Regions from separate parts of the Homo sapiens genome. Here regions 1 and 3 are each linked to region 2. The links are chromatin loops, found by intact Hi-C in ENCODE. Cell type or tissue: mammary epithelial cell. All regions are shown on one strand. Each heading gives the region's core, and the rest is flanking DNA. Links, peaks and the distances in the headings are about the cores only. Region 1 overlaps PDGFC (platelet derived growth factor C). Region 2 overlaps PDGFC (platelet derived growth factor C). Region 3 overlaps PDGFC (platelet derived growth factor C).

Region 1 (10,538 bases), core at 3,188-8,187, 120 kb after region 2:
AATTGGCATTGACTTATGTTAAGACTATCTCTCCTGAATCCATGTATATCCTCAAGATAAAGGTCTCTGGTCACAAACAATGCTCACACAAATCTTCAGAAGGAAATTAGGGATCTCTATCAAAATGGGCCACTTAGAATTAATCCACTCTTGATTTTTAGTACAAGAACTAAAAGCAACTATTCTTCTCTGGATCCTCAAGGAACGCATGTCCTACTTAAAGGATGCCTCCAAGAAGGAAAGCTAAACAAGATGCATTTCCTAAAGCTAGGGAAATGCAGACACAGCAAAGAGAGTTGGTGCCTTCTTTTCCTATTTGGGAAGGGCATTTCCTATCTTCTTACCTGACTTCCTTCTTTCTCAGCTAGAATGATAAAAATGTGTAAGGTCAACCCTCAGGGCTGATTCCAAGGTAAAAGAGACAAGAAACAGACCCCATATCCAGCCAGTCGAGGCTTGCATGAAAGACTTTGTTATGGGTTGCAAGGTCATCATTCAGAAATTCAGTGGGCTGGCAATAAAGAAAGTGCCTTTTTGCAGATCACACCGAACCTAGCATGGAAGACAGCTACATTTTACCAGCCTGAAGAAAACTCTGACTCACAGATAGGAGTTTCCAGCCATATATCTAACAGTTTAATATCTTAGACAGTCGAGTATCTAGATCCAAAGAAGTGAAACAACCACTAGATACTGCCTTTTCATACTTCCTATGCAAAAGATGCAGAAGTAAAAGTAATGAAAAATTTCAATATTTGTATTTGTCCACATTATCTTTGAACACATTTTACTGGTATTTGTATACTGATTTGCTAATTGTTTTCAAAAGTAAAAAGAAGAATTTAAATATTTAAAACACATTGTGAAATTCAATTTGTCTATATCCAAATACACTGATACCACATATACATAATAGGAAACTAGTTCAATAGAAAGCATTTCATTGAACATGCAAAAAGATTAATGAATATGTGACTCTACTGCACGATGGATCAAGTTTTCAAACCTGTTTACAAACAAGTTTTAACAAGATACATATACAACATGGCATCCAGTCTATCACAAACTCATTTCTAATTCCATAAAATAAACTCTTAATATAAACTCAATTATTACATAGGTAAATTCCCTACTTTTGCCCTTTAGCTTCTTTTACTTGTTTTTCATATTTGGAGAGATCATAACAATAATGTTTCTGGTGTTAGACATTTCAGAATGAATGTCGTAACCTAGGCAGAAATAGAATATGGGGAGAAAAATATACTTGTGCATGTATGTGCATACATACACACACACACACACACACACACACACTTTACCTAAGCATTTAGTAATATCCAAACACTACACAGTTTAGCCTCAGTTCTACTCCATAACAGAAGATATATGTGTGCTTATTTCATCTTGTCTCTTCCATTTTACTAAGATACAGTGAATTCCATCAATGTAACTGCATTGCATTACATCAATGGCCTAAAATAAATAATTGGCATTACATTTAATACACTGATCAATGAAAATGAAAATTTTAAAATTTTGTAGACTATAATAATTCTTTAAAAGGAGGCTTAGAATATTTGTGCACCCTTTAAAAGCAGCATATATGGCTTTATGCCTTTAATTTCTAACAATTTAAATATCAATGTCTATAACAATATAAACTTCAGCAATAATTTAGAGTATGCTTTTTTTTTGTCAAATTGCTGACATTTCATTTTGTGTAATAAGATTTAGGTCATGGCCAAGCTAAGTGGTTCACACCTGTAACCCCACACCTTTGGGAGGCTGAGGTGAGAGTACTGCTTGGGCCAGGAGCTCAAGGCCAGCCTGGGCAACACAGCGAGACTCCACCTCTACAAAAATCACAAAAAATTAGCCAGGCATGGTGTTATGTGCCTGTATTACTTAGGAGGCTGAGGTGGGAGAACTGTCTATGCCCAGGATTTGGAGGTGGCAGGGAGATATAAATGCCACTGCACTCTAGTCTGCAGACTGGGCAAGATCTTGTCCAAATAAATAAATAAATAAATAAATAAAATTCAGGCCTCTATCCTCCCTATTTACAACTTCCAATATAACAAAATAATTTTGGCACTTCTTAGGTATCCTAGCTCTTAGACTGATATTTAGTCTTGCATTACAGTTCACAGCTCCTGCAGTGAAAATTATCAGCTAAAATGCTTGTTAAATTATTAAAATCTTGCATTTAAAAAGTCAAAATATAAAAGGCTTAGCAGGAAATAACACTTGAGAGAGGGCAGAAATGGAACACAGTGGGGAATAATAAGAAAAGGAGGTATTAGAAGATAAAATGTGAAAGTTGTGGCAAATTCTTATACATAATATCTAAATTATTGGTGTAATAACATTGTGGGAAGGGCAATTTTTTAGAGACTTCAGTTTTCTGTTAGTAAAATGCCAATGTGCTATAACTCTCTTGCAATAAGTGCAGTATTCCTAAAAGACCAAAAGGTTAACTGCTACTTCATCCCAAAAGATTTTACCCATGAGACTTGTACTTCTAGTTTAGATTAATATTTTTTAACTGTGTGCTTAAAACAAAATAAAGTTTTGTTTAGTAGATTCTAGAAAATATTCTGAATTGCTATTTGGCAGACATACTTTTATCACCAACCAAACTATCGTCCTACACTCAGCATACTCTTTAAGCAGAATCTTGATTTTATTCTCTCACCTCAAACTGACCATGACCTTCATGAAGGTCGAACATGCCCCCAGCTCTGAATCACAGTTGAATATAATTAATGGTTGCCTCATTTCCCCTAGGCTAGTGACTGTTCTAAACAGAATCATAAGATCTGACTGTGACCAATAATGGAGAACTTGCACTTGCAAAGAAATGGTTGTGGAGAAGCTTCCCATTTCTATATCTGGACACAACTATGTGAGGAGGTGATGCTGGAACAGGCCTACTGTCTGAAGTTCACAGGCTGAGGATGACAGGAAAAAATAAAAGATTTAACTAACCTGGTGATGATGCCACTGAGCCCTTGAATTAACCCTGAAACTGTGCTAACTATAGACATCTTATTATATGAGACAATAAACAATATTTAAGCTATGATTTGTGTCTTTTCTTACCTGTGGCTAGAAGTATCTTAACTGATGTTAGGATATTTTATTAGAATTTTTGTATGTATTCACACATAATACACATCCTAAAACAAAGCCATATGAGCCACTATTAACAAAGTTATTTCTAAAAATGAAAAAGAAACATTTCTATATTCAAATATTCTAATGAAGATGATACTTCATTAAGATGTAAAAATGAATCAACATCATTCAGGATGTTATATCATAGCATCACAGCTTACTATAGGTCTAAAAACCTGATTTACATTAACAAATAATTTATAATAATTATCTACATAGATTATTTAAATTCTGTTAACTTGATAAGGAGACTTCCTTTATCTCTGCTGTTTAGTAACAAGGCAGAAAATATACAAAGCTGCTCATTTTAATGTCATCATGCCATTTTCATTTGTAATTTTACATATTTTTGGGGAGTAAGAACTGGTTATGCATGTTTTCATTAAATATGAAAATTAAGAGTCTACCTGAGGTCATATATTTTAACTTTTTCTTAGTAATTGTTTAAGTGACAATGTCACAAAAGTAATCGTATCATTCCAAAAAAGAAATCAATCATTAGCAAAGAAAATGTAGGAGTCCAGGTTGATTGATACCAGGAGAAGAATAATGTATACATTTTTATTCAATATTAAACTAGTAGGAAAAAATAGAAAATTGAAACTTATTCCGTGAATAGTTCAAAAAGCTTTCTAATAGATATCTCCCTTACAAATAATCCACTTTTAAAAAATATTTTATTGTCTTCTGGGTGTAGTGCCACAGGCCTATAACCCCTCACTTTGGGAGGCTGAGGTGGGCCGAACACTTGAGCTCAAGAGTGCAACATGGCGAAAATCTGTCTCTGTGAAAATCTGCAAAAAATACTAGCCAGGAGTGGTGGCATGTGCCTGCAGTCCCAGGTACTTGGGAGGCTGAGGTGGGAGAATCGCTTGAGCCCAGGAGGTTGAGGCTGCAGTGAGCTGAGATCCTGCCACTGCACTCCAGCCTGGGCAACAGAGTGAAACCCCGTCTTAAAAAAAAAAAAAAAAAAGATTGATAAATATAATTCAAACATGGTTATAATGGGCTGTGTACTACAGTTCAAACAGGTCTAAAACATTACAATAAATTTAAATTTATGACAATTACGGAGGTACCCATGGAGAGGTGTCTTGTCAACCGTAGTACTTGTTTTTACAACTGGAGAGTTAAGTAATAAAGATGCAGCCTTGCCCTATTGCTCCAGTTATAAGTTCATGTTTTCTTTATGCACTTATCAGAAACATCATACTCACCCTGGTATTTAGAGAACAATATAAATAAAAACAAAACTTCATATTATGGTGTCATTTAGAGTTACAATTAGCCAACTGGCCACTATACAATGTTCAATAATCAACTTTGTGCACATATTTATACCATCTGAGCAATTACAATTTAATTTAGTTTGATGAAACCATAAGGAAACAAGACCTTTTCTGATTATAAATTCAGACATAAAATTAAATTGGAGATCAAAATATTCTGTAAAGAACATCCCCATCACAGGATGTTTCTTTCTTACTCTATTATCAAGAAATCTTTCTTGAGAAATCTCTCAGTTTAAAAAAGTCAACTAACTGTGTTACTGGTTTCTTTTACCTGTTGCTTTGATTTCCTCTCAAAACACTCAACCTTGCTTAATCTTTGTGTTTTTCTAAAATTCACATCACTTTTTTCTTAGTCTTTCATTTTTTCTCCAATGTCCCTGCCCCTACCCAAACAATCTTGTATATTTACTACTGGTAATTTTTGCATTTTTTACCAATTGGTGTGCAAACCTTCAGTAATTCTCTACACTAAACATTCATAATATGGTGGAGCAGGAAAGGGCACACACAACTCTCACATAATTAGAGAGATTGCTCACCCAAGAAAAACATGCCTATTATTTCAAGTTTCTCAAGATCTGTTAAGAGCTTTGAGTTACTCACTCTTTTGAGGTATTCTAATGTTGTGTAATGATTCATGGTTTGTAACAATTTCTTTGTGAATTGCCCTCAGAATTCTGAGACAACAAACACGTCGTGTGTCTACTACCACGTGCTGAAGAATTCAGACACCATTATTCTGGATGATTACAAATCTCTCATTTTTCACTCAAAGCTATTATCTTCAAAAACCTAGTTTTCTTGCCCAGACAGAGGCCTACCTTCTTCTCAGCCATGATTTCTTAACACTATGCACATTATTATTTTTTTCTCATGTTTTCTTCTACTCAAATACCCAGTGGTGATTACAAAATCTCACATACAGGTCTGATATTTTCCCTGAACATTATACCTTTCTATTAATACCAACTTAATTCATATCACATTTTATACTTTCTAGGATACATACAAAAATAAGATGTCACGTAATCTTCATATTAATAATTTCCCAAGGTTAATGAAAAAGAACAGAAATTATTGCCATGACACATGCAGGAAAACTTTGAATTAGTACAGTTAAAATATTTGGCCAAGAATTAAAACTGGGATTCCAATTTGGGTCACCTTCAAGGTTAGTGCTCTTAATTGCCATACTGCGTTTCTTAACATTCTTCATGTCTATGATGACAATACTGTAAGTAGGAGTTCACATACAAAACTTGAACCTTTTTGTCATGGGTATTAAGCTCTTAGATCAACAGAACTCCACTCCACACAATTCTACAAAGTGTAATGGAACAGTTTAATACAGCAAACTCCAAAACTAAAAGGAGATCTGAAGCTAACAGGCATTGTTTTGGTTTTGGTTTTTTTTCTAATCTTGTCGGTTGCCCAATCTCCAACAGCAGCCAACTGGTTTCCTCCATGAATGGAATCTAGTGCATGTTACGTCTAAATGGTAACCCTGCAAGTCTTATTTGTAAAAGTTTAGTCATAGCTAAAGCTGCATGCATAGTGAATAAAAAAATGTTGAATGGTCCAAGTGTTGGTTTATTGGGGGGAAAGCTATGTGGTAACTTATTTGATTGACTCATTGACGATTATTTTTTAACTCTTTTACTTATTTATAAGTAAGCAGCTCCTCTGAGTTAATACATGCTATCATCCAGGTTAATATGTATTAAATATCTACACCTTGTTAGTTCATGAGGTTACAGAAAGGGAGGGCACTGGTCTGGAACCTACATGTGTCAAGTGAGGTGACTGTATCATATGGGAAGGGGGTATAAACTTGAAGCAGTAATCCATGGAGTGGCATAGAAAAGCAGCCAGGGATGTAATCAGAAAGGAAGAGATGCCTGAGCATTCATCCAGAAAGTGGCAAGCAGAATGGCAGGGATTTGTCCACTGCAAAAAAACAGCATGTTCCTTCTTTAGCTTTGAGGTCTTGTGAGTCTGAAAATGAGGATCCGCCCCCTGCACCCATCATTCCAGCTGAGTCAAATTACTGTGTACCTCCTCATGCCAGGCTATGCTGCTTCAGCACTTGGCACGCGCTGCCGTCTCTGTTTCGAATGCCCTTTCCCACCTAACTCATTCCTCCCACCCTTCCATACTTAGACAAGTCTGAGCTTTTCTGACCAGTCTTTCCTGAACAGTCCTCCATCCCATCATCACCTTAACTACTGAGAGTGAAAGCTTCTTCCTACCCAGGCTACCGGGGTTCATGCACCCTCTTTGGTTGGTTTACTTATCTGTCACTAAACTGAGATCTCTTTAAAGCAGGAACAAGATCTCTTTTTACCTAACTCATAACACAGGGTAAACAGACAACAAATGTGCTGACTAAAATGCTAATATAAAAAATCCCTTAGTGAAATGTGCAATGTTACATGTGAATATTGGTAAGGCAACATAATAGCAAATATAAATTTAAAGAATATCTTTTAAAAAGGTAACATTCCCTAAGAGTATTATTTCAAAGTTTAAATTTTTCTGTAGGTAACCATGTATGTATCCATTTGGTAATATGTGTATATGTGTGTGTGTGTATATACATTCACGTGTCCCTTAAGGATGGGATATGTTATAGTAAATGCACCACTAGGCAATTTTGTTGTTGTGTGAACATCATACAGGTCATAAAACCTTTATGTAAAAGCCTTCTACACACCTGCACTATTATGGTATAGCCTATTGCTTTTTGGCTACAAACCTGTACAGCATGTTACTAAACTAAATACTGTAGGCAACTGTAATACAAAGGTAAGTATTTATGTAATTAAACACATCTAAACATAAAAAAAAGGAAAAATGCGTGAACCCGGGAGGCGGAGCTTGCAGTGAGCCGAGATCCCGCCACTGCACTCCAGCCTGGGCGACAGAGCGAGACTCCGTCTCAAAAAAAAAAAAAAAAAAAAAAAAAAAAAAAAAAAAAAAAAAAAAAGGAAAAATACAGTGTTATTATCCTATGGGACCATCTTCATATGTATATGCAGTTTGTTGTTGACCAAAATGTTGTTTTGCAGCATGTGCCTCTACACGCACAAGATTTTTGGTAAAAATGTGAACTAAATTTAATTTACAAAGTGTTTCAGGAGATTATAAGAACAGGGTAAAATTTTTAAGACTAGCATGATTCTCTATTGGAGTTTACATTCAAATCCTTTTCAGTGAGGTTTGGCATCGCTGAGGACATTATCCTGAAAGTCTTAGGAAGTGCTTTGAGAAACAGTGTTTTCCACCTTGCCAGTAAGAAAAGACAAATTGAAATAACCTCAGATTAACCTTTCAGCAAACTTTTACAGTGTTCAGATAAATAACATTAAGTACAGATTCAGCTGAACAATATAAACCTTTCTCCTCGCTTTAATATGTGTCCTAAGACATAGTGGTGACTACAGGTAGCTGGCTTTATAGTAGAATAATTCACCATTCATAATGCCAAAGGTAAAGCTTTGATTACAAGTGATCATTCCCCCTAAAAAGAAACTTGCCATGGGTGTCAATGTACATTAAAGAGTTTTATAACTGAATAACTGGAACATAAACCCAAACTAGTACTCTTATTCAAAATGCCATGATAACAATGAATACAGTATTCTAGACATGAAGTACGTGCTGGTTGTGTATCAAACCAGCATTTACTGAGCCACAGGCTTCAGGTCAAGGAGAAGCCTTGTGTAAGCTCTAAACATAGTCCTGACTGGGTTCAAATGCTAGCTCTACCAGCTATATAATCCGAATCAATTAAAATACCTAATTTTTATAAAATGAGGGAAAATAACACCTACCTCATAAAACAAATAAAAAGTATAAATAAAGCACCAGTAAATGCTGGGAACCAATAGTGGCAGATATTGTTGCAATAATCACAGTGAGTTTTCTTCAGTAGGTTATACATTAATTAAAGCATAATTAACAAAACTGATACATGCTTCTCTACTCAGCTTGGAAATCCTGATAGCAACTAAAACTCAATACATCAAAAGCAAAATTAATGGTTTCTTCCCCAGAAACATTCTTAGTTAAGATTTATTATTTATTTTTGTTGTTGCCACTTTTAATTATTATTTTTTTCATTTCCTGATGGTACCACCATTTCTTTTACCACAACTCTCAAATAGAAATGAAACATAAATCATAACAGAATGCTGTCCTAATCTTTGATGAATGGTGAAATGGAAATCCAAAAAAAGGATATAAAAATCCCAAAGGATTATTATGGTGGGAAAAGTTAGAGAAAACAAAACTATAAACATATAATAAATTTAAAATAAATAGAAACTTAAACATGCCTTACTAGAGGAATTCCATAAAAGAACCATTCAGGCAAAGGATTTTGGTTGGATTTATAATTTCTCTACAGCTGATGACATAAATTGAACTGCATAAGCATGTTGAACCACAGTATCATTTGCTGCAGTTGAAGCACTCAATAGTTATCACTAAAGCTGTTATACTTCTTACGTCAAACGTCCAAGGCAAGATTCTAGGCTTTAACATCTGGGTACTTGCTGGTATTTTAGAGGACTTGACCTTCCTATTAAGTGCACTGGAGTGAAACTATGTAGATAGCTGGCAGATGTCTGACAAGGTCCTCACTATCCACCCCTACCACACAGATTTATTACATACCACCAGACAAGTCTTAACCAGGACCTTATAAAATCCCTTCTCAATGATCTACCCCTTATATTTGACATTGCAATATCCTCTATTTGGAAACAGACTAACAGTATTTGTCATAATTCTTTTTAAATTTTCTGTGAGTCACCAAGAGAATTTTAATGAAAAAAAGGAAGGTTAAGGTATGAAGAAAGCCTAGTTTCATTAATGTAAGAAGAGCTATTCTCTTTATTACATTAAGTAGTAGCAATACATATTTTAACTTCGTTCAGGTGATCTATGGTAAGACAGACCATATAGACGCAACAAGTAAAAAATGCTCTAACTAGATTTTTTTTTTTTTTAAGACAGGGTCTTGGTCTGTCACCTAGGCTGGAATGCAGTGGGCAATCACACACTGCAGCCTCTAACTCCTGGCCTCAAGCAATCTCACCTCAGCTTCTTGAGCAGTTGGGACTATAGGTGCATGATTTTTTAAGTTTTTTATTTTATTTTATTTTATTTTGTTTTGCAGAGACGAGGTCTTACTCTGTTGACCAGGACGGTCATGAACTCCTGGCCTCGAGTGATCCTCCTACCTTGGCCTCCCAAAGTTGCTGGGATTACAGGCAAGAACCACCATACCCAGCCTAAACGTATTTTTGAAATCACTCATTACCATCAAAAAAAAAAAAAATCTTGCTTATGCAAGGACAATTACTGCTCAGATTGGTCTGTTAGTATGCTTCATTGACCAGCAATGACACACACTAAGAAACTGAAGGGGCAATCAAAATAATTATAATTTAGAAATTCAAAACTTTATCTTAGAAAATACGAATTTTATAGACATATTATACATAAACACACATTATATGTTAAAGTCATCCACAAAAAGCATGCCAAAGGTTACATAATTTTTTTCTCTTTATTAGTTTTCTTCTCTCACACAACTAGAATTTGAAGCCTCTCCTTAGACTGTGTGTTTCCTGTAGTTCACAACCATGTATCATTCACCTTTCATCCCTGACATCTTCCAAGGTGACTGATAAGTATCAGGTGCCTCAAAATAATGGTTATACTAATTGATCAGCTATTCACATTCATTATTCCATGGCTAAAAATATATCCATGCCTAAATTTATTACTTCATCACTGTAAGTATATTAGCAACAATTTAAGTGTATTAACCATCCCCCTTTAGAGTTTTGATTAACTATATTTTATCTTAGTAATCTTGACTTTTTACTGGACAGTTCAAAACCTTTTCAGAAACAAATAGCCTAATTATAGTCTAAATACATAATGTAGGATTTTATCATCTAGATTATCATTCTAACTTCCTAACTGGGCAATTTTATTATCCAGTTCTCCCCCAGATTCATGCTATAGACTAGCATTTAAGTCTCTCTCCATAAATAT
Region 2 (10,538 bases), core at 2,104-7,103:
TTCTAAATCCCTAATATCTGGAATTTTAATTAAAGGTGCTAATTTTAAAAAACAAAAACATAAACTATTTGTAGACCTCTTTTTTTTCCCCATGAATACTACGTCTTTTTTCCAAACATAAACGCATTTCAGATTCACTGTTTTGTTCTAAGACATAAAATACCCGAAGGAAACCAAAAAGAAAATTGTATACCTACCTCGTGGTATTTTTTAGTAACTTTGCTTGGGACACATTGACATTCATTGCAATTGTGGAGACAACAGGCACAGTTCCCACCACAGCGTTTAACCAGGAGACAACCTGGCCAGAAAATGGTATCGGTTCTCTTTAGTTCTTCCCTTATGGACACTGAGAAGTTACGAGGTGTGCAGCTGTATAATCTTACCTCCTCTGTTAGAAGGTTCAGATCCACCACTATATGGTATAAAAGAAAGCAAAGAAAAATAGATGTTGATGCTTTGAGCCTGAATGTATTTCATTAAGCTCTTTTCATAAAGAAATCTTACGTTATTTCATGAACAATATCCATAACAATATCCGCTCTTATTGTAAGTAGATTTTAGAGATATACAACTACAAATTGGACCTTCTAGTTCATAGCAAACAAAGCTTCATTATGACTTAGCGACCAGTAAAGAGATGCCATTGTGTAATATTAAGAACAGAGCCAACAAAACAGTTGAAAGCTATAAATAGGAAACTTTATACAGACAAAAAAGGCCACACGTTTTAACCTTAGTAAAAAAAAAAAAAATAGACATGGAGAACACAGGAGAGAAGAATAAAATGCAAGATGATGAATGCTTTGATTAAAAAACAAGTATAATTCTTAAAAGGATTTTAGGCTCATACAATTAGTGAAGAACAATTTATTGAAATGTGTCAACAGCTCTTTCTATAATCTCTATGGCAATAACCATCATAAAATATAAAAAAAGCATGAAGAGAACGCACATTTGAAGACAGCTGTGTAGACCATGAGTGAAAAAAAATGACATACTTTATAAGAGCAGAAGTTGTTGGAAGGCAATGCTTCAAATGCATTGAATGATTTCCCATCTTGGAAATTCAGACTAACTAAACTAAACTCCTTCAGATACCTATCCTTCCCCTGCTAATGGGTGGAAGAAATGTTTAATTTATCTAATTTATAACCCCAGCCTCTACTCCTTTAGCAAGTTGGTTAACTATGCTGTTTGTGCTTTATTCTATGAAGAATACCTACTTTTGAGGACCTAACAAAATATTCTTTATTGCAGTAAATCCTCAAAGAACCATTGTTTTTAACTACAAAATGATTCTGCCTCAGGAAAATTATATCGAAATAACATGCCATGTTCAATGTGAATTTATACATATCACATGAATAGTAGGTAATTACTATTAGGATAAAGACTTCTAATATAATTTATTTTCTGCCTTACATCTCTGCCTATTTTTTTCCCCTAGAAATATTCAAATAAAGCAATTCCAATGAGATTGAATACTTTCAGATAACATATATGCCTTCAGGGTTTTTTTCTCCTAATAAAGTTTTTTAAAAATTTAGAAATATTATCTAAAATATAATAAACCTACTTAAATACCTTTCCACTAATATGGATAACACAGACATGAATGAAAAAAAAGAAAGCTATTTTCTGGTTAAAGATGGCTTCAAGTAGAAATAATCACGATGTAATCCAATTTTTTAAATTAAAAGCTAAGTTTTATTAATTTTTAAGTGACAAGGTAAGAATCAAATGCTTATTTTCTTGGATTTGTTATACATGTGATCAGGTGTTTTTAATACTTATATTGTCTTAATTGTCTTTGATAATTTAAGTATTTTAAGAAACGTATTATAAAATTATGCATAGGTAATTGTAAATTAGAAATGTATGTAAACTATATGATAGACTAAAACCTGAGTCAAGTATAGGAAAGCACCAAAGAAATCCCAATTCAATGAGTCCATTTCAACACCTTATTCAGCTAAAAAATTATTTTTCTAACTCAAGGGAAAGTCATTGTTTCATTTGGCTACTGAAAGATTTCTTTTTAATCTGAAAATGATCCTGTGAAGGCAAAGCTTTTAAATATTTAAAGCAAATCCTTCTTTCAAATGCTCTGAATAGGCCAACTTATCCCTAATAAAAGTAATGAGCTCATTATGCTAAATGGTATCACATATTTTACCTGGTTTCATTTTGCTGATCTAATAGTATATGCATACATTCCTCTTTAATTGTTAAAACTATATATGAGCTTATTTGAAGCTTTTCTCTAGTATTTAATGCCTGGGCAAGGAGGAAGAAGACTTAAAATATGCACAAACACAAAATCTGGTTGCCAAAGTCTTCAATGCTTATTTAAGAATTATACTTCTTTAGAATGTGAGTGAAGAAGCTCTCAGCTCTCAAAGCATATTCACCTATGTCAAGTAGTTTTAAATATGCTATTTCATGATAATAGAAAATGAGATTGTATACGTTTCCTTTAAAATGTTTACTTAACCACAATAAAAGGTTAGACAGATTTCCCAAGTGAACTTAGTTGTGATACCTGCTACAATGTGAAAATTTAAACACACTTTTAACTTAGCTTCCACTCATTTATCATGTTTGACACAAAAGTCAAAAGCCCTTTTTACGTACTAGTTAAGCTTGACTTAGAAAATACAGTATTTTTTTGTAGCAGTAGCAAGGTATGAATGAAAACCCTGAACTAGAGGAAGAAAGTGAAAGAAAAAAAAGTAAAGCATTTATGCAGTCCACAGTTTTCTAAAAATATAACTAAGGATTTTAAATTTGGCATTTCATTTTGAAATTTATGCTGCCTACTGCTAAGGCTTCAAACGCATATAAGCTTCATTAAGTTAAGTCATATGTCATACATTCTTGAAACATTGTATAGTACTTTTGGGGGGGGAAGGCAAATAAAGAGAAAAAGGAAAAGAAGAAAGAAAGATAATGTACCAAAGGATACTTTTTGAATAGCTTAACTATAATAATATTAAAGAAGTTTCCCTCTGCCAAATATTTGTAAAAGTTGGTCTTCAGATTTTTTTCCTTTTCATAATTATCTCCTAAGAAAACAAATACAGGTATTAGTTTGTTTTTCTAAAGAATGCAGATTTTGAGCACATCACCAACCAAAATCATTATTTTTAAATGCAAATGTCATTAATATTATACGTTTTGCTACAAAAAACAGTAATATTTTTCTTTGTTAGTTGTTCATTCTTTTAAGATATTCAGTCCAAAGATAGTCTATTACTGTAATGTAATCTGAGGGTGGTCTTTCTAAGATGAATGTGGTAACACTGTGATGTTTATTCTGTGGGAAATCTATTTCAATGTCTAATTAGAAGCTTTTAAAAGTTTGACTCCTTATTCCTTTGTAGAGATACTCTCAGGAGGGGAGTTGGTTTTGTCTATATAGATGTTATCCTACACTTGTATTTTAGTTTATGTAAAGTTCCAAAAATGTACACTGCTTTTCTCACACTTTTTGCATGCTTAAAAAGTTAATAAATTTGGAAAACTGCAAAGGGCTTCAATTTTGAAAGTGTTAAATGAATATCTGAAAGATCTGTTCAGCTTCCGATGCTTTTGAATGCAGGCTAGCCTCTGGCCAAATCTTTGAGCACCAGGCGTACATTTTCAGGCATAAAGCCTTGGCTAGAAGGGAGGTTTTTAGGCTCAAATCCAGAAATCAGCTGTCAAAAAACTAGATCTCAGTTTAGAACCTGATTCACTGCCCCTGCTTCTTACAGATCAACATGATAATCAACTTCAAATTTGCTAACAAGGGCTCTATTCATGGATATTTCAGCTAGTCTTGCAGATCTTCATCTTCCTGTTCCTAAGTGGGAGGGAAGGGAAGTGTTGCTCGTAAGTTATTCATCAAGTTATTCATCAAGATCAAATCTTATAAATATGTAACAGCTTTCAGCATCTGGACAGGACTCAACTGCCCAGGCACTTGAACACTGATTTCAAATATTGCCAAAAGGAAACCACGTCTGTTGGCATAGTGAAATACCAGGGCTGGGCAAGTCTGAACATGACCTGCTGAGATTAAAGCTCATGATCCAAAAAAGCTGCAACTCTTAGAGCAGGAAAGGGCAGGAATCGGGTTTCCTTCTGACAAGGTTTAGAAGAGCAAGTCTGGTGCAATCTGCCCTTGTGAATGGCTCAAATTAACCGAACATTATTCCTTTCATATAAATTCTCTAGGCTGTCACTGCATTCTCCAAAGCAGTCGATTTCACTGTTTCTGACAGACTAAAACAGATATTTTGAGTGCATTGTAATTAAACAGTTATTTCTATACGTTTTCATTTGTGTCTGCTATGGATGCTTTCCAATTCCAATGTTACTAAAAAAATTAGGTAATTTTATAGAAAACTCAGTTAAGATTATTTCCAATTTCTTGGCCATGCAGAATTAGGTTTAATTAACATCACTTTCACTCTTAGAGAAAGATACACCCATATGGGCAAAAGTGATTATTTCAACAGCAAATTTATATAGTTAAAAATTATTATGGTGTGGGTTCTTTTAGGTTCTTGTTTTCTTGCTATGAATCCTGCCTTGAAAACTATGAATTCTATTTTATGTTGGGTCGTTGCCATTTTTCATAGTTCTTAGAATTGTCTAGGCTTAGAAAATGCAAAGTCATATAATACTGACCCATGGGAGATACTGTAGACAAACATTTTTGTAGAGGATCCCCTTTTTCTATCCCTAACCTGGTTTTGCAGCTATGATAATTTCTTTTGAGTCCCAAAATCAACATATTCCAAGTATTAGGTTTGAGTAAGCAGTGATTTTTGTAAAATGCAATGAAGGACTTCATCAAAATGATATTTTTGAAGATAATATATAACTGGAATTTTCAGAAGTATCCCCCTTTCAATTTTCCACACCCACTGGGTTATAACTAAGTTCCTCCTTTTGTATATATTATTATTCAATATATAAATATGCTCAAATGATAAGAAAATGTATTGAATATATCACTGATGAATTTTAAACTCTACCCTTTAGAAGCTGTGGCAGAAGAATCTGAAACATTAGCTGTTAAGAAAATTAAATGAGGTTCTAATCTGAAGAGGGAGCTTACCTCTGGATTTTCTTCCAAAAACAAAAGCCTTGCCAAGAAGTTGCCAAGTTGGCCTATATAGATCTTCTAAGTCCAACTGCCATCTCTCTGGTTCAAGATATCGAATAAGGTCTTCCAAGGTACTAAAGGCAGTTATAGCATTATTAAGCAGGTCCAGTGGCAAAGCTGAAGGGGGTAGCACTGAAGGACTCACAGCTTCTGTGAATTGCTGAAAGTAAAATGAATCCTGTGTTAACTGTTTTAAAAACGACAATGTATTCCTTCTGGACATATGCAAGAAATTATAAAGACTGAGGCTGGAAATATGTGTGAAGGGAAATTGTATTGAATCCAATTAGAAATAACTACTCTGCAAAGACTTCATGAAGATGAACTCTGATAGATTTCCTGTAAAATCAATGAGAAAGACATTAATTTTCATTACCACCAACCGTGAGGGATATGGATATCTTTTGGTCATATAAAAGAATTAAAAATATCTTCATGGTTCAATTACAAACTTAGAATGAAAACTATAATACAGTTTACCAAATTTTCCTTTTCTTTTCCACTTTTCATTTTCCTTAATCTGAAAAATTACCTGGTAGTTATGCAAATTAGTGTCACATAAATTAAAAATGGAATAAGAAATAATTAACCCAAAAGATCTAGAACAAAATAGTTAGAAATCATTTGACATTAAAGAACTTATTAATCAAGATAGAAAATATCTAAATCATAAAAGATCAGCTTAATAAATTGCCTACAATATATTTTTAATATAAAATGCCTAATAAACAAGATTAAGAGATCGGAGGGACACTGGAGAACACACTGACAAACTATGTGACTGTCATAAGATTAGTATCCAGAATATACAAAAATAAAGACAAATGCAATGGAAGAAAAATGGGCATATTACAGATAAAAAGCTTGAATGGTCAATAAACATATGAAAATATGCTGAACTTCATTATCAGAGAAATCCAAAGAGAGATATTATTTCACATACGAAAAAAGGATACTTTTTCACACAGATGAGATGGGCAAGAATTTTAAAAAGGATTACTGAGGATGTGATTAAATTGGAACTCCTCTGCTCTGCCTGCAGAAGTTAGTGTACGTAGGCACAACACTTTAGCTGATGTAACTGATAAGCACTGAATATTCTTTCACTTATGCACATGGAAATATGTTCAATGATTAGAAAGACTGGAAGCAATCTAAATGCCCACATATAGGAAAACACTAACACATCGGCTCTTCCTTTTCATTCTCATTACTTCCATCCTGGGCTCCATACTAAAAACATGTACTATAAATAGCAGCTTCTAACCTTATCTCCTTACCTTTAATCATTTTTCTCTCCTTTTGTTCTATGCTGCATAATCCTGGGTTAATCTACTAAATAAGATATTACTGATCCTATGATGAATTTGGACAAATGCCTATGTGATTTCTCATCTGGAGGATAAAATCCAAATTCCTTACACAGCATTCAGAGCCCTCAAAAACTGACCTCTGCTCACCTTCCACTCTAATCTGCTACTCATCAGAGACATGCATATTTTGTTCCAATCAGTCTAGTCTCTTCACTGACTACTGCACATATAATATCATCTCAGACTTTGTAACTTATGCTAAATCTGTCCCCATACCTGACATGCAAAAACTCTCCCCCCGTTGATCCACATCATAAATCTTTACCATTACAATGACCTTTTCAAAAATCCAATTCATCCATGAAACCTGGCACAACAGGGTCATCACTGTCCCACAGCCCTCTGTGGGCTGCTCTGTGAGCACTTGGCTTGAAGAGCAGAAGCTGCCCAGTAAACTAGGAAAAGGAGCACCTTTCCTCTGGACAGGCACAACCCTCGTGGGGCTCCTGGCTTTGTGGGTGTCCCGCTGCCCACAGGGGAACATTCTTACAGGGTATAATCGGCAGAAATGAACGTGGCAGCCTTGGGCCAACAATGATTTCATCCTTTTTTTTTTTTTTTTTTTAACAAAAGTTTATTGAGTAACTACAGTGTTCCAGGGCCTGTGTGTGCATTATGAGAAAAGCACAGTGGAATGACAATGTCTGGCCTCCTTCCTTGCCTGGATTACTCACATGTACTTTCCAAGTCTCCACTCAGCTGTTACTCCTTTCATCTTTTTGTTTTTTAAATAAGTTTTATTTTGTATATCTGAGGTTTATGACATGATGTTACAGAATAAACAAAGATACGCAAAGATACATGGAAAATGTGTAAGTACATATATATACAGTACAATGGTTACTATTAAAGACTTAATTTCAATAATGTCAAGGATCTGGCTAAAATATTAGGACTAAGATATTTTCTAATTATTTTATGATATTTTTGCTCTACCCATTAGTCTGTTAAACTTTGAGAGTTTATTACCCTAATATGTTTTTATTACCCAGTGTTTTCTATAATTGTCCAAGGAACACAAAATTGCTTTGACAGAACTATGACTGAAAACTCTATTATAGATATAAACATTGATCTAAAAACGGTTTTAATTTTAATTTAGCTAATTAAGCTACTATTGATTAAATTTATGGTGTAAAAAGTTAACGCAAATTTTTGCATATTTCAAAAATATAAGCCTATATATGTATACAAATGTTTTATAAAGTAAAAATTAAGGGGTCAATAATAGTCAAAGAATCAGTATTATTACAAATGGAAAGTTTCAAAATCTGTACAGATAAAATAAGTGGTTGCTAGCAAGTTAATACAAAAAGTATACATTATTTATTAAATTGTCAGGGTGCAGATGTATATTTTAAGCATAAAATATAATTGCTATGTAGGGTAATTTCAATTAGACTGTAATCCAAGAATGATTTGGCTTATTTTGCTTCCAGTCTGTTGGAGACTCTCTGAATAAAGCATTTCTTTTGAAGCAATACAAAGTTCTAACTGAAATTAATATTGCTGAGATGCAGTCCAAAATATTAACACAAAAGAAGGCAAAACAAGATAAGCCTGTAATAATGGGCAAACAAAAGATGCACACCTTAGGTCCAGTGAAGTATCTGCAATCTGCATACCCATCCCTTCAAATGTGAAAGGTTGGGAGAAAAGCATCTTCTGTTACTGTATGTATAGATCAGTTGGTGTTACAAATCTCTAAGCTTCTAAATATTTAAATTAAAATTTGATAAATTTAGAAAGACAACTCTTTCCCCACCACACCCCACACACAGTGGTCCCCACCCAGAAAACAGGAAAGAAGAATGAACATAAGTTCCCAGGATTCAAAGAATCAATCCCTGGACAGAACAGGGGAAGTGGTGCTTCTATTTAAGGGCCTTCTCATGACTGTCCCTCCACCCACTGGTTCAAGAAAGAGCCGAGTTGTTCAGTTTCAAAGTTCTGCTTTTCTAAGTTGTTTAAAGGGACTCTCAGAGAGAAAGGGGGGAGCAATGAAAAAAAGAAGTTACAGAAAAAAAAATGTCTTTGAATTTTTAAGTTTTACTTTTCTCTCTAACAAAGTAACACTGTTCATTACAGACTAATAGCATTTTCTCCCATAATTAGTATCTAGAAAATTCTAACAATACTTTTGATATTTAAAAACACTTATGATTGGGCTGTTAAACTGGTTAGAATATGCAAAATACGCCTTGACTTGGATTTTCACATTTCCTGTTTATGTCTTTTATTCTTCATAAAAATATGATGGTGTACTTTTAAGCTATAGGTTGTGCTAAGACAATTTAGTGGATAGCAATGGACACAAACCGGAAGCAGAGTTTCTTGGTGTTCTGCAATGTAGACAACTAAACCAAAACCCTTATTCAGCCAGAGAAAAGCTTCTGTGTTATCACCTGCAGGGCAGTAATGACAAGCTTGGTGAGGGTGTGGCCCTAGCCTAGACCCTTTTAGGCCTATTACTTTGTAAGGACAGGTTGTCAAAGAGCAGAAAAGCATCTACAATCTATGTGATGAAGTGTCCTGCCAAAGAGTACATTTCTAAGATGTCAGCTCCATGAGATAAGGATCCTATGCAAAATCGGGTCTTTAAAATTCTCTGATGAAAGTTACTCTGAATGACAACATGATAATGAGAGAACTACGATCAGGAGTTAAGGAACTGGACTCTAAATCCCAGAGATACTCACATGTAGGGAAGAGAGTTTGACTAAACTGCATAATCAATCTGTGCCTCAGTTTCCTCCACTACAAAATATGGTAGCTATATTCAATGACCTTCAAGTTTCTTGCCAGCTTTTACATGTAAAAATTCTACTTAATTATCAGATACAAGAGGGTCCAATACAGCTTCAGCAAAATTATCTTGAGAGCTTCAAAAATATAATAAACAACTTAGTAAGTCTATAATGGGACTGAACTCTATTTTTTTTTTCTTTTAACTCTCCTTGTTGTTTTAGCAGATGAGTGAGTTTTGGGAAACACTGCCCTGTGGTACAACTGTGGGATAATTCTACATTTACATATATATATAAAATTTTGAGAGTACATGAAGTTTACCCTGCTCTTTAAGACATCAAATATCCTAGAAAGGCATGTCTGGCTTATAAATAGAAGCAGTATGGTCCTAAAAATCTGAAGGAAACAAGTCCGTGCTTAGAAAACTGATACCAAAAATGTTTAAATGAATATAGACACACGTTGTATTATGGGCTGAATTAGAGTTCACTCAAAATTTCTATTCTACTAAAGTCCTACTCACAGTATCTCAGAATGCCTGTATTTGGAGACAGGGTCTTTAAAGAGATCAGTAAAATAAGGTAACTAGGGTGGACCCTAATCTAACATGATTGGTGTTCTTATAGTAAGAGAACATTTTAACATAGACATAGTAGAGAGGGAAGACCATCTGAAGACACAGGAAGAAAATGAACATCTACAAGTATAGGAGAGAGGTGTCAGAAGAAACCAAACCTACTGACACCCTGATCTCAATTTCTAGCAACCAAAATTTTGAGAAAACAAGTTTCCATTGTTTAAGGCACCACTGTTTAAGTCTGTGGTATTTTGTTAAGGCAGCCCTAGAATGCTAATACATGCCATCAACTTCTCCACTTAACTATTATAGGAGCAAACAAAGGATAATATTACACCATGTCTGTTCAATCATTCAACAAGCATTTATTTAAAAACCTGTAAGGGCTCACACAGGTGCAGTGGCTCACACCTGTAATCCCAGCACTTCCCGAAGCCAAGGCGGGTGGATCACTTGAGGTTTAGAAGTTCAAGACCAGCCTGGCCAACATAGTGAAACCCCATCTCTACTAAAAATACAAAAAATTAGCCAGGCATGTTGGCCACGCTTATAATCCCAGCTACTTGGGAGGCTGAGGGACAAGAATCACTTGAACCCAGGAGGCGGAGGTTGCAATGAGCCAAGACTGGGCCATGGCACTCCAGCCTGGGTGATAAAGTGAGACTCTGCCTCAAAAAATAAA
Region 3 (10,538 bases), core at 3,611-8,610, 170 kb after region 2:
CTGGGGCTACCTACTGTGTGATATCACTGAATGCAGAGACAGATATGACAATTCAGTTGTCTTCAAGTAAGCCAGACATAAGCAAATTTCAAAACTATAAAATAATACCACACTCCTCACTAATTGTTTTTACTTTGGAAAATATTTTTTCATAAATATGTTAATGTGTTTATCCTTGCCATTTCTAAATGAATAACAAATAAATATGTTTGAACTTTCTTGGCTCTAACGTCAATGTGGTAACTATCAATAGATATAATGTATGCAAACAAAAGCTCTTTGGCATCTTCAACAGTCTTCACAGGTGTAAGAGACTCTTAAGACCCAAAAGACCAATGGCTTAGCACATAGTTAGTGTTCAATAAGTATTTGTAAACTAAATTGTGAATTAATAATGAAGACCATACTGACGCAGTGATCACTGAGCTGAAATCTGAAGGGATAGATAGAGATCTGTGAGGTAAGTGAAACATAATGAAGGGGTTCTTCAATAACGTATACAGTTTAAAAGTAATGCTATTTAACATTTTTTCCCATGCAATTAAGCAATTTATAGAAAATGATTGAAAATGAAATATCCTCTTACAAATGAGAAACTGCACGGGATGACGGTCAACAACCATGAAAGGTTATTGCCTCTCCACAAACTTTATTCTGTAATTTTAGACAGAACATTTGTTTTAGAGCTGGACATCCAAACAGCTTTCACAGGAATACTGTGCTGAGAGAAACAAGGTGGTTTATCATTAGCTTTATCATTTTCTAGAATGCATCAGTTTTAAAATAATGTTATTGTAATCAATGTTATTATTATTTGCTATTTTTTAAATGCCAAGGCAAAAGAAAATACCAAATAATGTGTTTGCTCAATGCTGTTTCCAAACACTACCCACTCATGATCCTTCTTTCAACTTTTGGGCCGGTTAACGATTTCTTTTTGGTATATGAATACGTGAGACTTCATCAAAGACAAAATTTGAAGTTACTTACATGATAAAATAAGATACCATATATTCGTTGAAGGAATACCAACAATTCTGAGAGTCCTGAGATATGTGATCAAAATAATAAGGTGATATGGTCTATTTTGCAAGAAGAGCCTGTTAATAAAGTAAAAATTGAACAGGAACAGAGGTGGCTTAGAAAAAAAATAAAATAAAAGAACTTTGACGTTTTACATGAAAGTCTTCATAAGTTCCTGGATGATCTATTAGTGAATAAAGGCAAGTATAACAAAGTCATTTCCAAGATTTTATAAAAGGGAGGCAGATTATGAAAGCATTCTGATGGATGGCATCAAAAATACACTCTTGAGCACGTAGCCCTGTGGTCTGCCTAAAGACGAGAGGGAAAACCCCTTGTTGACCATAAAAGGGCCGCCTGCATGTTCTCAGTGGAGAGCATACAGGATCGTATTTACACAAGTATAAATACATGCCATTCCTTTGTGCTCACAGGCGCTCCAGAAGGCTGGCCAGGGGAGGAGGGTCCAAGAGCTCAACGCAAACAGGATTCAAAAAGCCTGTAACATTTTTCCAACATCGAATGTACTTTATTTTTCTAGCTTATCTTCTTTCATGATTAAAAAATATCTACAAAGCATAGAATCACTATAATTTAACAGGTGGCAGCTCTAGAAATACTTGAAAATAAGCCTTTAAGATTCCACAGGAGAAGAGAAAAACACTTCCCATAAATAGATACTTTTTTCTAGTAACACTACAGCTGTATGAAAATTGAGGGGAAAAGAAGAATGTATTTGTGTCAATAACCATGCCCTATCCATTTACATTTCTTAGTAACTTACAGGCTAAATTTTGAAAAATTCTGAGAAACAGTAAGAGCACAAATCACCAAGACCTAAAACAGACAAAAAAAATACTGCTACCAATACACTAAAGGAATAGATGTATATAATATACATGTATATTATATAATTATAATATTATTATATTGTAATTATATATGTATAATTATAATTATATTGTAACAACATGTATAATTACAATATATAATTATGTATAATTGCAATATTGTGATTAGAGAGCAATCAAATGGATATGAATGATTATGAATACAATGAATAATTTCCTCTTAAAACCTTTAAGGAATTCTGAGATTTCTGCTTAGTAATATGTGTTAGACAGATACCATACAGATCTCAGATTATCCCTCTCGGCTAGAGTATGTGTGACTTAACGTCCTATCCCAAGGTTAAAATGAGCATTAGTAGTCATTTAATCTGATTATCTTTTCAGTGAGTGAATTCCCTCGAAAAAATCTGTGCTTGGTGCCCTATAGCCCAGGAACCTATGTAACTAATAATGCTTAAATGCTCTACTCACTTCTATTTAAGGGTAACCCCTACCAATGAGTAACAGAAAATTCAAGTCTGGCTCAACCCCCCGGTGTATCAATATATCAACAGCACAGATCAGAAATGACGCAAATACAGCCTTAGGCAGGGAATTAATACCTATGATGTAGCTCATTTCATCTCTGAGAAGCTCTGTTAAACTGTTTTACTGGTATCAACCTTGATATTATTCGCTCTAAATTCCCATGGTACTTCTTCATAAATCTATTTTCATATGTCCTTGCTAGTAAAAGTGTGGTGCACAGGCCAGCAGGATCAGCATCACATCAAATTATTAGAAATGCAGAATCTCAGGCCCCACCCGCAAGCCTACTGATGTAGAATCTGCATTTTAACAAGATCCGGGAGGATTCAAATGCACTTTCAACTCTGACAAGCACCACTATAAGTGCACAAAACCTCTTGCTTTAAATGTTCTCCTGTGGAGCTACATTGGAGTGTTTTATTGGCCTCCCTGCATCAAACCTTTTTTTTTCACTCGACCCAATTTGTTTTCAGAAACCCCTACATTCATTTTCAGTCTATCTAGCCAAGAAGATGGGCAGAGAAACTAAAATCTATTAAGCAGACCAAGCATGTTGCCAGAAGTCCCTGTGAACTAGTTCTTAATGTTAACATTTTACAAATTAGAGAATTAAGTGCTCAGAAGGGTTAAGTGGTGAAGTCAAGATCATGTAACTAAAAAGTGAATAAACCAGAATTTAAACCTAATTTCACTAAGCCATATTTTCACACTCTGCCTTTTCTTCCACTGTGGATTTTCCTCATCCCAAACGTCCAGGCTTTCCCTTAAAACAAATATGTTGTGTTAGTAAGAATAAACTCCAAGGTATTTAAGAACTCTCGTTGACTTGTCTACATTTAAGAAATGAAACTGTAAATTGAGCAAGTCTGCTTAGCACCTAGCCAAATTAGAGCTTTAGTTCTAACAAATTAAAGTGGCTATTAGAGGCACTGTAACGATTAAAGGCATGTGCCATGGAGCCAGACTGCCCTTGCTGAAAACCACATGACCTTGGCTTGTGGCTTAAATTCTTCTTAGATTGGGATTAATGCTAGTAATTTCACTCAAATGTCTTCTGTGATCATTAAAGGTATCAATATGTGTTAAGAGCTTACATGCATGTCTAGTAGATGGTAAACACTGAGTATGTCTTAGCTATATTTATCACTAAATGGAATTCTTTATTCTGGCACATCTTCCTCTGTAAATAAAAAAAGGGCCTGTCTTCCACTAGGCATTATTTATATGCTTCCAAATCAATGCAATGTTTGCTTCTTTCTCTTCTATTGATCTACTCACATGCACTGACTTCTTATCATGATTAAAAATGAAAAATAAAATCCATCACCAATGTGTGTCTCTTACATACTTTCACCATCACAATCAATTCATGTGTCCACTGTTAGCACGCTAGGGCAATTAACAAGTAGCTTGAAGATTTTCAAGACAAAAACTGCATGTGAAGACAAAAATGCCTGCCAAGTCCCACAGGTGGCACCTTCAGGCTGGCGCCTGACAATCCATCTCAACTCCCAATTTCCAGTCCGCCAGCAAATACCAACAGCTCTCATTTCAGAATAAATCCAAAACCTGACCACTTACCTACTTTGCTCTGGCCTAAGTCACTATCACGGCATTTGCTCCCTTGCTCCCCTACAGTGTATTCTCACTCGGCAGAAATAATCATCTCTATATAAAATTCATCACTCATCTACATGACCCCCTCCAGAACACAATCCCCCTTGCTGATCCTCAATCTTGCTAGGCACATTCTGACCCAGGGCATTTGCCTCTCCCCTTGGCCCTGTCTGTGAAGGCCTTCTCTGCCATCTCTGCAAGATCTGTGCTCAAAGTCACCTTCTCAGTCAGCCCTCGGTGACTTATTTCGAACTGCAACAATGTGCCCTATCCCCACACTCTCTAACCCCCAAAACACAGCACTGACCATTTTCTATCATACCAATAGTTTACTTATTTATATGTTATTTGTCCTTTTTTCTCCCCTCAATAGAAATGTAAACTCCAGGAGACCACAAGTTTTGTACATTCTGCTCATTGCTTTTTAATCTGTGACTAGTATCTTGCTGCATATGTCATAAATGCTAACTAAATAGTTGTTAAATGAATAATAAACAGATTTTATAGACATCTCTTAATATTTTAAATTATATATATGTGTATATATACATATACATACATATATATATATATATATATATATATATATATATATATATATATATATAATCAGTAGGGAAAATTCACAACAGTAATATGCTTTCTTCTAGACAGAAGTCTAAACCAAAAACCAAAGATTTATAAGAAAAAAGGAAAAACAGAAAAAATATAGCTCCTATTTATAGATGCTAAGCAACTACTGTCTCTTTTCCCAAAGCAGGGGGGCAAATGAATTTGTGAATTAAAGAGATCACTCTCTCTCAAAGAGGCTACTCTCCCTTAATGTGACAGTTTAGCTCAGGAAGTGGATGCAATGACCTTGTACAAATGAAATTGCAGGAGCGATTGGCAGAGCAATTACTCATTTGGTCAGGATGCTGGCTAAAAACTCATAATCTTGCAAAAAGCACCTTGGGAATTTTAATGACCAAAGAGACTCAGCAGTTTAGTTTCAATTCTCTCTGAAAAACATCCAACATTGTACCACTCTCTCCCTCTATTATAATATTCACTCATGGGCCCAATCTGACTCCTAAATCACCAGGCTCATTATCAGAAGGATTTCAGCCCTTTGCTGCCAGGAGCTGATCGCGTCTGATCCAAATCAACTACTGGAACTAAGAAATTAGAATTCATATTCTATCCTCTTCCCATATTTGATTTGGCAATAGTTATCATGCCAACAAGAGGCTTTAGCCTTGATATTTCTTCTTGTAAACTATGTAACATTTGTTATATTTATGAAAAACTGAATGAAAGTAGGTTATGTCCTGCCTATTAAAAACAGCCTATGGAATATGCAGACAGAACTGTGAATCCTACAGAAAGTACTAGTTGTTAGTATTACTCACATCTGGCAGAGAAGATAGAGAGGAAACAACTTTAAAAAAACAAGAATTTTAAGGTAAATGCTGAAATATTTCTTTATCTACCACCTAGAATATGGACTATGTTATCAGAATGAGGCAAAAATAATAGCTTTGGTTTCACAGCATATGGTAAACAGAAATATAAAAAGTATAACTTAGGAAAAGCAACCAACCCACTTTAACGTATACTATATATTATTTCATCCAAGATGATTTCATTTATCAATAAAAATTATAAACAAGCATGCTATAGTGAGGTTTCCACCTTTGTGATGAAAAATGGCCTTGGTATTATTTTATTTAATGAGCATGGCATTAGAAATTATACAGGATTTTAAACAACAACCCCTTTTCTGAGGTAATAGTGAGCTCAAATTTGCCTAGGTCCCCGAAGGAAGAGCTACTGTCTTTTCTCCAGAGTTTATCTATTTATCATCAAGACCACAGGAACAGAAAGACACGTCATGATGAGACAGACAGAGCCCGGGACTGAGAGTTGGACTTGTGTTCTAGTCTTGCTGCCAACAACATACATGACTAAGATAATGACTTCACCTCCTAGAAAATGACCTCACTTAGACCAGAAGGAGAGGGCTAGGCAACACAGTATCTCAATCACTCCCAGTTCATGTTTTCATATGTGTTAAGACTTTCTTGCCCTTGAAAATTTCCAGACCAAAAGCAGTAAGAAGACATCACCCAGTTTACTTAGGAATGCTTGAAATAATTTTTAATGTTACTTCAGGGAAAAAGAAGCAGGAGCAGAGAAATCTCAGTTGCAGTGTTAAGAAGGCTGGAAGCAGAAATGGGAATCTCTCTGCTCAGCTAGCCTAGTAAAGCAGTGTTAATGAGTCAACATTACAAACCTCAAATGACATAAAGAAGGGAGGTCAGCAGAATGGACCAAAGAGATCGCCCTCTCATCTGCTGGGATTCTAGCTCCTAAGAAGTAAACAAGATAAAAGACTAAAAGGGGTAAAAGCAGGAACGCACACAAGCCCTCTGCCCAGCCATCTCTTATTCAGGATCTGTGTGTATGAACAGCTGTGGTTCTGTAACCCTCTGCTATGGATGGACTAGCTGCAGGTTACACAGAGGGTTACTTTGGCACTTATTTCCCTACTCAAAAGACTCCACATTTACTTTTCTACTCAAAACTCTCTTTTAATTTAAAGTTCTCCCCTGACATGGCCTAGCTAATGCACTTTCAGGGGTTCTAGACTCTGCAGACAGTAGTTTTCATTTGAAACATGGAATTAAACTAAGTAAACATCAAAATGAAGGATGACAATGAAAGACAGGACAACAAGAAAAACTGAAATTCAGGAAATAAAACTGTGTGGTTTTGTTTCCTTGTTTATTTATTTGTTGCTTAGTTCCTTATTTATGTGTAGATAAATTAATGAGAGGTGGTATCACAAAACAACTGCCTTAGTTGAGGTATAACAGCAAAAAGAGGTCTAAGAAACGAGATTGTCACTATCAGCCTTTTCCCCTCAATCCTTTAAACTGAATCCTTGATTCAGTTTAGTGTCATAAGCACAATCTGCAGTGTTTCTTCCAAAAACTAAATAATATTTCCTAGGACAAAATATTCTACATTGACTATGATGTCCATATACTGTGGAGAGTGTGAATGTGCAGCCTTAGGGTAAAAGCAAAGTAGCAATAAAATCAGAAACTGCCTGACTTCAATAAGAGACAGGTTCTGGTATGGTTGACGGACATTCTATGCCTAGAAAGGGAAATTAATTTACAGTTTCTCGATCTGCTAGTCTCAATAAGTGTGAATAGCAAGTCTCTACGGTCTACACACACACTGTGGATGGTGTGCCATAGAATGCAGCTGCAAAGCAGGGATTTTCTTTCCATGTTTTTTATCTCACACACTTGTCTATAAATGAAGTCCATGGTGTGCAACCTAATGGCATTTTCCAGATGTTTCCAACAAGTGTACTAAAAAAAAAAAAAACCTCCCAGAATATTGTCTTGATCTTCAAGGCTCAAGAGGGGATGTACAGCTAAAAAAAAAAAAAAAAGGAAAAGACGAAAACCCCATATGGTGCCAAATGTTGGCAGCTATCTTCTTTCTTCCCAGACAAAACTCTTAGGTCTTGTGAAAACAACATTTCTTATAAACTGCCAAAAACAACATAGATAATTGTTGTGATGGCTCTCCTGCACCGACTGCTGCGGCCGCTTTGACTATATCCACATCGAGCTCTGGGATAAAATTAAGAGCCAATTTTAAATCTTAAGCCTGAAGGGCCACCTTTAAGAATGCCACCTCCTAGGCTTCTAAAAAAAGTCTTGGCATATTAAGGTGCTTTCCGTTACAATAGGAGAAAATGCTATTTGTATTTGCCTTCCCTGAACCCTCTGTTTAAATTAGGTTTAAGGAATTAGCACAGCATTGTTTCTAATATAGTAGTAATATAAGCTTACTATAGGAAATTTGGAAAATACTATGTATTTTAGAAAGGAAAGTACCAACACCCCCACCGCTGCCCTACAGCCTTTATAGATGAAATACTTACAACATTTTAGTGTATTTCATTCTAGTTCCTCTACATACATAGAAATATTTATGGGGGCATACATAAAAATATTTAAAATCTTATTCTCACCCTGCTTTTTCACTTAACATTAGAGTGTGAGCATTTCTCTGTGGAGGCAGCATTTTGATCATTGCCCCGTATCCCCTGAGTAATGACAGCTCTGTGTAATTCACAGCATTTCTCATGGGAGGTTTATTGCTCTACTGGCTAGCCAAGGGACCAGTGTGAAATTCACCGAGGTCCTGTGCTGCTGAAATATGAGAAAGGTGAGAAAGGATTATAGCGCAGGAGAGTGGAAGCCCAAATGTCCATCTCTGAAAACATCCAGTTCCTTGGTGATTTCTTCAAGAAAAGAGAGACTATCTCTTTTGTTAAGAACCAAAAAGAGATAAATTTACTCACCAACGGTCTCCTACTATTAAGAATTCTTTGAAAGATTCATGATTATTCTTTTAAATACTCAAAGCATTTAAATATGTGTATAATATAGAAATGAGCCATTTATTCTGAATAACAGAGAGAAGTTGAAAAGTATTTATTACCTTCTGCCTAAGGGGGTGATCTCCTTGATTAACGTGCAAAGTAATGGGGAAAAAGTCTAATGTGTACTTTTTTTTTTATTTCTTTCAGAGCATTAACCCCATTCTAGTTGGTCATTAAAAAGTAGTATGTGTGTGTGTCTCTCTCTCTTTCTCTCTCGCTCTTTCTCTCTCTCTCTCTTGCTCACACACTGTCTGTGCTGCAATATTTCTTTATAACAAACTGGCCTCAGGAAATTATTAATGAAGGGTTAAGAGGTTACACAGCAGCTAAGCCCAGAAGAATGTCTGTGCAAAGAGAGAACTACCTATTCAGAAGGGAGGAGAATTGTTTGGGGAGGACTGGTAGTTTGAAAAGGAATTTCTTCCTAGCCAAGAAATTTTCTACACTGTGCAAAGCCAAAATAAAATGAGTCATAGCACTTCACATTTCCTAAGTGTGTATTACTAGAATGACTTTTGACTTTCTATGGAAATCAAAGACTGCACAAATGAGAAAACAGAACTGTTTCCCCTTCCCCTACGTCCCCTTGAGGACATACCTGAGATGATATAGGGTCAGTCCTGGCAGAAGCTGTTAAGAATTGGGTCACATATATTTGTAACTTACAGCTTTACCTTCAGGAAAACAAGCAGTAAGCATAACAGGAAATAAAAATAGCTTCACTCAAAGGTACATAAGCAACAGCATGTCCAACAACCACCAGCACTACCTATGACATTTTTCCTAGGCTATATATGCTATCAGAAACAGTCATATGTTTTAATCAATGATTATGAAGGGGTCTCGAGTATGACACCCTAAAATATGCCTTTCTGGCATAAGGATTATTTTGAGCTGAAGACAAGTAAGAATAAACAGATTTGGGAAAAGTTCTCCGTTCTCCAGTTATCTGCCGAAAAGTAGTACATAAATTTTCCTTTTTGAAGATGACATAAATGCCCCCTTTCCCTCCATTCCAGGATGAGGAAAGTGACCCTTAGCACAGACAAACAGCTGGCGCTGGAATGAGACTGTATATGCAGACTTAACTAAAATAACCTTACTAAAATAACATTATCTGTTATGATTAGATAATAATATTAGTTTCCCCATGTTTTTTGGTCACTTTCCCAAACTTCATTGGCGCTAGAAGCTCAAATCCCCTTTCCATTGTCTAGTCACTCCTCCACAATTTATCACCATTCATTAAAACGGTATAGAAAATCCCAAGTCTAACTGCTTTTTAAGATTTTCACATCCTTACTTTGAAGCCCTTATGCACACAAAATTTAAAATATTAATAAAATTAATATGCCTTTTCTCCTGTTACTCTGTCTTTTGTCAGTTTAATTTGTAGTTTAACTTCTAAACCTAAGAGGTAGAAGAAAAGTTCTTTTTTTTTCCTCTCCACTATAGTTCAATAAGCAATTTGAAAGCAGTGTTAAATCAGAAAAAAAATCTATTTATACCCACAAATACACAGAACTTCCAAATGTTTATAATTGTTGAATTGCTAAATGACTACAAATTTATGAAATAAATAAGAAAAAAATTCTAGAAATTGGCAAAAAGAGCAAAAGTAAAATGACAATTGATATAACAGACAAAATCAGCAGTTCACATTTTTCTTCATGTAAAAATTCACTTATTGAATCTTTCAATTTCAGAGTAACTACCAAGCCCTGATCTAGGCGCTATGGATATGACAGTTTATAACCTAAACAAGGAGAAAGGAAAATATATACTTCTCTTTCACCTCACTGTATTTTTATCTCCAGAGGTAGATGCTTCTTACACCCTTCTCTTCATTCACTAAACAAATAATGTTAAGAGTACCTACTGCCTGCCAGGCAAGGTTCTAGATCCTGAAGATAAAGCAGTAGGAGAAAATAAATAAACCTCCAATAACAACAACTAAAATTTCAGGCTTCATGTATCTTACATTCCAGTGACTTAATAAAACAACGCTCGTGATCACAACAGTGTTTAAATTTATTCAATCAGATTTCATTGTGAGGCTTCATTCTCTC

The links. Hi-C counts contacts between places; a loop is a spot of excess contacts. Peaks named below come from ENCODE experiments on the same cell type or tissue, not always from the same donor. Only the 100,000 strongest peaks of a DNase experiment are listed, where the experiment ranks them.
Region 1: a loop joins it to region 2, with 2.5 times the contacts of the local background. A loop is called at or near these places in 3 of 110 quality-filtered maps.
Region 3: it touches region 2 in a loop (3-fold over the local background); 19 of 110 quality-filtered maps call a loop at or near these places.

Annotation. Positions count from the first base shown.
Region 1 is chr4:156,883,871-156,894,408 of GRCh38, forward strand. All of the region lies in intron 1 of PDGFC (platelet derived growth factor C), which reads right to left. Among named protein-coding and RNA genes, the nearest start is that of PDGFC, 83 kb to the right of the region's middle. In mammary epithelial cell, for the core only: no CTCF peak of the experiment used is centred there; DNase peaks (open chromatin) are centred at 5,091, 5,951 and 6,541; H3K4me3 peaks cover 527 bases; H3K27ac peaks cover 2,047 bases.
Region 2 is chr4:156,767,576-156,778,113 of GRCh38, forward strand. It overlaps PDGFC (platelet derived growth factor C), which reads right to left. Exons shown (of 6, transcript NM_016205.3): 4 at 5,111-5,318; 5 at 198-415. Among named protein-coding and RNA genes, the nearest start is that of LINC02272, 130 kb to the left of the region's middle. RefSeq lists enhancers at 3,663-4,164, 3,822-4,116. In mammary epithelial cell, for the core only: no CTCF peak of the experiment used is centred there; DNase peaks (open chromatin) are centred at 3,986 and 7,086; H3K4me3 peaks cover 391 bases; H3K27ac peaks cover 5,000 bases.
Region 3 is chr4:156,940,765-156,951,302 of GRCh38, forward strand. All of the region lies in intron 1 of PDGFC (platelet derived growth factor C), which reads right to left. Among named protein-coding and RNA genes, the nearest start is that of PDGFC, 26 kb to the right of the region's middle. In mammary epithelial cell, for the core only: no CTCF peak of the experiment used is centred there; DNase peaks (open chromatin) are centred at 4,957 and 5,927; H3K27ac peaks cover 3,359 bases.